Regions from separate parts of the Homo sapiens genome. Here region 1 is linked to region 2. Evidence: chromatin contacts called from ENCODE Hi-C or POLR2A ChIA-PET data. All regions are on one chromosome and are shown on one strand. Each heading gives the region's core, a stretch centred on a gene start or an enhancer-like site at or near the end of the contact. The rest is flanking DNA. Distances are from core to core; before and after follow the strand shown.

What was found. A loop is a pair of places that touch in the nucleus more often than their neighbours do. ChIA-PET counts read pairs that join two places held with the same protein, here RNA polymerase II (POLR2A). Pooled maps may share reads with other maps.
Region 1: a loop to region 2 is called in a pooled map, with 2.7 times the contacts of the local background. The contact joins the enhancer-like site here to the promoter of DOCK9-DT in region 2. A Hi-C loop is called at or near these places in 1 of 37 single-sample maps with no recorded cell type and 1 of 50 pooled maps. POLR2A ChIA-PET finds 5 or more read pairs at or near these places in 1 of 52 experiments (PC-3).

Annotation. Positions count from the first base shown.
Region 1 is chr13:100,098,372-100,101,904 of GRCh38, reverse strand. All of the region lies in intron 1 of PCCA (propionyl-CoA carboxylase subunit alpha), which reads right to left. Among named protein-coding and RNA genes, the nearest start is that of PCCA, 11 kb to the right of the region's middle. RefSeq lists an enhancer at 1,456-1,750. Within about 2 kb of position 1,729, at least 10 of the 41 ENCODE cell types and tissues checked have a DNase peak (open chromatin) inside an H3K27ac peak, as active enhancers do.
Region 2 is chr13:99,084,722-99,088,801 of GRCh38, reverse strand. It overlaps DOCK9-DT (DOCK9 divergent transcript), which reads right to left and starts at 2,079. Exons shown (of 1, transcript NR_047482.1): 1 at 177-2,079. It also overlaps a transcript of DOCK9 not described here. RefSeq lists enhancers at 394-953, 1,516-2,077 and silencers at 958-1,187, 1,768-1,827, 1,918-2,227, 2,268-2,747.

The DNA.
Region 1 (3,533 bases), core at 480-2,979, 1.0 Mb before region 2:
AGAGTCGGGCACCATGGCTCATGCCTGTAATCCTAGCACTTTGGGAGGTCAAGGCAGGTGGATCACCTGAGGTCAGGAGTTTGCGACCAGACTGGCCAAAATGGCGAAATCCCGTCTCTACTAAAAACACACACAAAAAAATTAGCGGGGCATGGTGGCACACACCTGTAGTCCCAGCTACTCAGGAGGCTGAGGTAGAATTGCTTGAACCCAGGAGGTGGAGGTTGCTGTGAGCCTAGATCCTGCCATTGCACTCCAGCCTGGGCAACAAGAGCGAAACTCCTCAGAAAAAATTAATTAATTATTTAATTAATTTAAAAAATGTAATCTCTGTATAAAAGTGGAGGTAAAAGATACAAAAAGATATAGTTTATAAAATAAAACCTTTACCAAGTAAAAGACCAAGAACAAGAAGGAACTGTGAACGGGAAATTATTACTGTGTCCCTATTAAAGATCAAGACTATCTCTCATATATTCCTTCAAGCATAACTGTGAGTTACAAGAGTATTATCCCCAATTTTATGACAAAGTTGAGTCCCAAGGACTTTAACTTTTCAAAGGTCACAGGCTGAGGCTGTAATGGTTATAAGATTTAACCACAGATTGGTCAAGAGCTTTCTGAAATTTTTTATTTCTAGATAAGAAAAACAGTGGCAATTCCCAGATAAACACTAATATCTACTCAAAGATATGATATTGTTCCACAGAGCTTGCACACATGTGAACTTGTAATAATGTGGCCTAAAGCTGTAAAAAGCATAGATGCCTCCCGGTTACCCAGTAACTAGAAGTAGAACTCGGGCCGGGCACGGTGGCTCATGCCTGTAATCCCAACACTTTGGGAGGCTGAGGCGGGCAGATCACTTGAGGTTGGGAGTTCGAGACCAGCCTGACCAACATGGAGAAACCCCATCTCTACTAAAAATACAAAATTAGCTGGGCATGGTGGTGCATGCCCGTAATCCCAGCTACTCGGATGGCTGAGGCAGGAGAATCGCTTGAACCCGGGAGGCGGAGGTTGCAGTGAGCCGAGGTTGCAGTGAGCCAAGTTTGTACCGTTGCACTCCAGCCTGGGCAAAAAGAGCGAAACACTGTCTCAACAAAAAAAAAAAAAAGAAGAAGTAGAACTCGTACAAGCAAACACAACTATAACAGAACAACTACCAATGTGAACCATTCCCACGACAAGTCTGAACTGGTTTGGAATGAGCCCCATAAAGGCTCTGTTCCTGTTTCCTCCTGGGAGACATTCATGGAAGGTCAAAAATGAAGAATCAGGTCAACACTCAGACCATTTGTGTAAAGCCACAACATAAAGTTTATTTTCTAAATGAAGGAAAACGTTTGAAGAAGTCTGCTAATTTGGACCTCTACACAGAATTTTAACGTTTGTTGTTTTTGTTAAGCATGTAACAAACTGGCTACACGCCCAGTCCAAAATTCTTTGTAAGGTATTTCCTAGCAACAAAGGTTCTGAGAAAGAACTTTAATCAATTCTGTTTATAAAGGCTAGCCAATCACAGCCAAAATGAGAGAGGTCAGCGTGTGCAAAATGACTCCCCAGTAACATATTGCCACTGGTTCTCTCCCACAGGAATAATGATTTCCTGTATTTTCCACACATAGAAAAGAAATGCCTGAAAATGGCTTGGCACATAGGAAGTGGCATTGACCCTCAGAGTCACAAGACTTGGGTCAACTCTCAGCTGTGAGTCATTGAGCTAATCATTTCTCTGGGCCCCCGTTTCCATCTACAAAATGTAGGTGATGACACCTCCCTGATTTCCTAGGGAGTTATTAAAAGGATCAAATGAGTTTTTATAAACAGTAAAGTGCCAAAAAATGTAAGGTTTTACATGAAAACTAAATCCAAATATGTAACTGTCACCTTCTTTCTTAAAATTATACCAGAACCACTTGGGAATTACCATTAGAGAATAATATAGTCAATAAGAGTTCTGGTCTAGACTCAGATTCTGACCTGGATTCAAATCTTGGCTCTGACATTTCCTAGATATATAGAAAGTTTCTTCATTTGTACACTGGGGATAATAATAGTACTTATCTAGGTCATAATGCTGCTATGAGGATTAAATGAGAATGTCTAACATGGCTAGCACAGTCTTGCATATATTATCATCAGCACACAATAACTTACACAAAAAGCGGGGGAAATGGTAGGCTTTTAGACAAACTGGATGCATGCCTTCCAGCCACTGCAAACAGGGAAACAAATCCTGTTTGCAGTGGCTGGAAAAAAATCCTTTCTTAAGATTAGATAGCACCAGCTGGGCACAGTGGCTCACGCCTGTAATCCCAGCACTTTGAGAGGCCGAGGCAGGTGGATCACAAGGTCAGGAGATTGAGACCATCCTGGCTAACACAGTGAAACCCTGTCTCTACGAAAAATACAAAAAATTAGCCGGGTGTGGTGGCAGGCGCCTGTAGTCCCAGCTACTCGGGAGACTGAGGCGGGAGAATGGCGTGAACCCGGGAGGCAGAGGTTGTAGTGAGCCGAGATCACGCCACTGCACTCCAGTCTGGGTGACAGAGCAAGACTCCATCTCAAAAAAAAAAAAAAAAAAAAGATTAGATAGCACCTACTTTCATAAGCAAGATGTGGCCTCACGTGGCAGTTAAAACTGGTAAATCCACTGGCAAATATCTTAAAGAACAATCTGAACACTATTTCTGCCAAAACCAAAACTACTGTTGTTAACATACCCGCAGTAGCATTCAGATGAATAATACTAAATAACTCATTATGAGATAAATTCATTATCAGAATGCATTCTGCTTCAAAGAAGAAACTATCCTCAAAACTGGGTTAATGGAGCTATAAAATGATCTCACCAAGGTCAAAGTAAACATTAGTTTACTTCATCTTGCTTCATCTCTAAAATTCCAGGTGAAGGTCTTATCCATGTATTATGACACGGTATTTCATCATGCATTGTAACAGAGCCCATGCCCTTCTCTGAAGACACTTAATTAGGTCTGGCTTTTTCCTGGAAGCACAGCTTTTCTTTCAAATAGACTATTTAGTCTTCAGGATCTTAGAGACCATTCCAATCTTCAGTGTCTGCCAAAAGCCAAGTTGAACACCTAATATTTGAGAGAGATGTTCAAGACTCAAGATTCTCTGGGCTCTGCCTCTGTACTAAGCTCAAGCACCAGGAAACTATACATGTCAACTCTAGAGCTCCATCATCCCACCCTTGACTCTTCCGCCAGGCCATTCTTCCCCATCCCGCTGTAGCAGATGTTGTCAGTGGCCACTCAGATCCTCTCTAACTGCTGTGTTGACAACTAACGGCTCACACCTGCACCCTCATCTCGACCATGTTCCTCAACTATACAGCTCTCCATCAAGCCTGAGAGCTCCCCCGACCCTGCCTGGCCAAGGGCTGACTAACACTGCATTCAAAAGGCCAGTCCCAGCACCTCAAGGTGGGACTTGATTAGTAGCACAATCTGTGCCCTAGAGCTGTTCCATCCAATATGGCAGCCACGAGCCACATTCAGATGTGC
Region 2 (4,080 bases), core at 830-3,329:
CCTGGTTCATGCATTGCTAATAGAAGCCAATTAGATCTTTAAAACCATTTGTTGAAATTTTGTTCTTTAGACTACACACACACACACACACACACACACACACACACACTCTACTGTAATCATATAGCTCTTAAAAAAAGAAAAGAAAAAAGAATATAAAACCCTACAACCTTAGGTGCTTTTGTTGTTGTTTTTAATTTAAAAAGACAAAATTGTTCGCCTTGTATAGAAGTAGATACAGCTTAGAGAGCCAAGGTAACAAGAGGGGAAAAGTTTGTGTTGTCTGGTACTTTTGAGGGAGTCAGAAGCCTAAAGGGAGGCTCTAACTCATGATTCTCAGAAGACAACTGTTGTCAACAGTTCAAATGAGAACTGAACGGCCACACTCCTGCAGCTGAAAGGAGTCAATGCGAGCTGAGTTGCTCTCACCGAACAGAGTGCGTTCCCCGGGGAGGCAGGGAAAGGCCGGCTTGCACCTGCTCTGTCACCCAGCTCCACTCTTAGGACAGAAGAGGTCTGGAAAATGTCTGGGCCATTCCCTCATTTCACGGAGGAGGAAATGGGTTAGTGTGTAATTGTTTTTATCATCACCCTTGTTTTATCTTTCAATCTGCCAGGCTCACTCAATGCTACATCCTGCAGTCCCCACCCACTGGAGAAACAATCCGATCCTGCAAGTAATTATTGAGTGCGGACGGCATACCTCACCTCCAGACCTGCCCATTAAACCCAGAACGGAGGTGTTTTGCTCTCTGCGCTAGATCGGTATTTTCCCCTACCACTTTAAGATTACGCTTCAGGCCAGTGTTAGGCTTTCTGGTGGGGTGGGACGCAACAGGCGGCCTCCTCCACCGCAGCGATGGCGGCTATGAAACCTCTGGGTATTTGGGCGGGAGGCGCGGCAGGTATTCTCCCAAAACTGGGTTTTCAAGACCACCACTCTCTGCGGAGGCCGACCCGGCAGGTAAGGAACTGTCCATCGGAAGGCAACGGGCGTGGCGTGAGCAGCCCGACCAATCAGCAGAGCCGCCGTTCAGTCAGGCTCCCCGCCCGGGGTACCCGCCCAGTCCCCAACCACTGAGCATGCGCCGCGGGCCTGGCGCAAATCCCCGCCTGGCGCGCCCTCTCCGCGGCCCTGTGAGGGTTAGGCTGCGCCGGGCTTCCTCAGAGAGACAGAAACGGAGCCGGGGCGGGAGCGGGCCCTTAGGGACAGGAAAGCGGTTAGGGTATTGGGGGGAAAGTCCCTCACAGGGTGGCTGTCGCTAGCGGCCGCCAGCTCTGCGTCACGGTGGGCTCGCAAGCCGGCGCATCGCAGTTTCCCTGGTACCCCGCCTGGCGGTCCGGCGCGGAGGGGCGGCAGACCGGCTAAATCGGCCCCAGTGAGGGCCGCCGTGTCACCTGAGCCCCTTCCAGGCCGTTGTCCTCAGGTTACAGGCGACATAACCGAGGCTCCGAAGTATTGCCCACGTCCAAGGTGACGCAGCTGGCCGTCCCGGCGGGCCGGAGTCTGGGAGTCTCCCACGCCTGGCCCGGCCCAACCGTCATCGTCCCGCCGCGAGCTCCGTGCCTCCGGGGACTGAACGGTGGGGAGGCCGAGGCGCCACACGAGCGCGCGGCGCCCCGCGCCAGGTTCCGAGCAGGGACGCTCCGTCCAGGTCCGCCTGGCCGGCCGCGGGTTCCGATCGGTGCCACATAAATAAAGGCTACTTTCCTGAGACCTCTGTCCCCGCAGAGGCCCCGGGCGCAGAGGGGGGGCGTGGTGCACCGAGCTCCGACCCTGCCGGTGACTTCGGGGTCCCCTCGAGCGCAGCCGGGCTCCCTGGGCAGGAAACCCTGCTCCGAAACCGCGCATCGTCCAGCCTCGGCTGTGCGCCCTCTTGGTGGCGTGCGCAGTCCCCTCCTCCGGTCTTCGGACGTGCGGCCCGGGGCGGAGGCGGCCCCGACCCCCCACCTTCCCCAGTGAGGGTCCCGCGCGGCACGCCGCCCCTGCCAGTCCGGCCGCCTAGCTCCAGCGCCGGGCCGCGCCGACCTGCCTGGCCCGCCGTCCCGCCGCGGCGGCCCCTCCTCCGCCGTCCGGGCGCCCCGCCCCGCCCGCGCCGCGCCGGACACCCCGCCCCGAGGAGGCGGCCCGGCGAGTGGTCGCCGAGGGAGGCTGGTGGCATGGGGGAGCCGCCGCCGCCACACGCACGGTCGCCCGGAGCGAGCCCGGGCGCTGCTGCGATCGCGGGGGGCCGCGGACGCCGAGGGGGGCGCCTTGGGGCGTGACACGGTGCAGAGGGCGCGGCCTGGGCTGCGGCGGCCGGACTCGCGGCGAGCAGCGGGGGGAGCAGGCGGCGGCGGCGCCGGGAGCGGCGGGCGGAGCGGGCCGGGCGCCGAGGGCGCACCTGGCGGCCGCGCGGCCGGGCCGGGCCGCGGGAGCAGGCGGAGGCGGAGGCGGCGGGGGCAGGAGGATGTCGCAGCCGCCGCTGCTCCCCGCCTCGGCGGAGACTCGGAAGTTCACCCGGGCGCTGAGTAAGCCGGGCACGGCGGCCGAGCTGCGGCAGAGCGTGTCTGAGGTGGTGCGCGGCTCCGTGCTCCTGGTGAGTGCGGGACGACCGCGGGCCGGGGGAGGATGGCGGGGGCGCAGGCAGCTGCGGGCCCCGGGCCGGGCGCCTCTTAGTCGGCAGGGCTGAGGCAGAGCGGCCGACCCTGCTGGGTCCGCGGAATCAAGAGGTGGGGCCGGCGGGAGGGAGTTGGACAGGGGAGAAGAGAAGGTCCTGGAGGGGCTGCAACTCCCAGACCCCTCCCCGCCACCCAAGATCCTGTCCCCATCGCTGTCCCCTTCCTCCTGGGAAATTTCCGCAGAGTGATGTCGCCCTGTCACTCTTTTCACCCCGCTCTCTCCCAATTTACCTGCTTTCTGTCAACTGGGAAATTACACTCTCCCCCCTCCCCCGCATCCCTCCCCCGTATCCCTCCCCCGGCCTCCCTCTCCTTCCATGTTTTGGAGGGGCGCAGGGGAATTGAGGTGGGGGCTTCCTCATCCAGTCTGCGCTCAGGGTGGGAGATGCCCCTGCTAACCCTTTGAGTTGGCTGAACTCCAGGAGGGAAGGACTTCGGCATCCTCTCCTGCGCCCCCCACCTCCAAGCCGGTATCCTGAAGTTTGGCCGCCTTTTAGGAAGGCTTGGGGGGCATGATGGGAACCCTCGCTAATTTAGTATTGGTGCAAATTCCTGTGACGTTTGGGGGTTCTAAGTAAGCAAAGCCATCAGCCCAAAACGAATCTTCCCGTGGCAGAACGTCTTTAGAGAATAGGCCTCTGGGTGTGAGGAAGATGAAGTTTTCGATTAACTTTTTCACAGCCAGCGCCGGTCCTGCTGTATTTGGAAACGCACTACAACCCGATTCACCTGGATGGTGCGGGAGTGGAGCGACGTTTGAGCAGGAGCGAGCTCTGCAGGGCAGCTGGAAACTTTTAGCAGCTCCTTGCGTTGCCGCCGGCATTTGTTTTCTTGAAACGGGCTTGTTTGTGGGTGGGTGTGACTTGTGTTTGTTGGAACAGTGCAAGAAGATGGGCCTTGGAAGTGGTTGTCTGGGCCCTGTGGGGGATTGTCGGGGCAGAGTGCCGGGCCCCTTAACACAGGGGCGGATGCATCATTTTGGTGGCAGATCGATGCCCTTCCTGGGCAGACACAGAATTGCGTGAATGACGTTTGTGGAGATTGGAGATGAAGCTTCGCTGATTTCTATATCCAGTTTGCTCAGTTTGAATTTTCTCTCGATTGCTAGCTCTGCCAACTCCAAATTTCTCCAACTCCAGTTTGATCCATAGTAAACAAGGATTTAATTTTTCTATTTTAGGGAAGTCGATTAGGTAAGGAGTAGAGCAGGAGTTGGGAATAGACCAGAACCTGGCCATCTCTTCCATAACCAGCTAACTTCTGTGTGGCTTCCTGCATCTTCCTGAGTTTTGCCAGTGCATGTTAAGGATAAAGCCTGCAACTTCTTTGGCATCTTTTCTGTTCTCACACAGAAGTTGGTTCCTTTATCTGGGGCCTGCCGTGGTCATCAGGGATTTGAGGCAGAAGAAGAGTAAATAA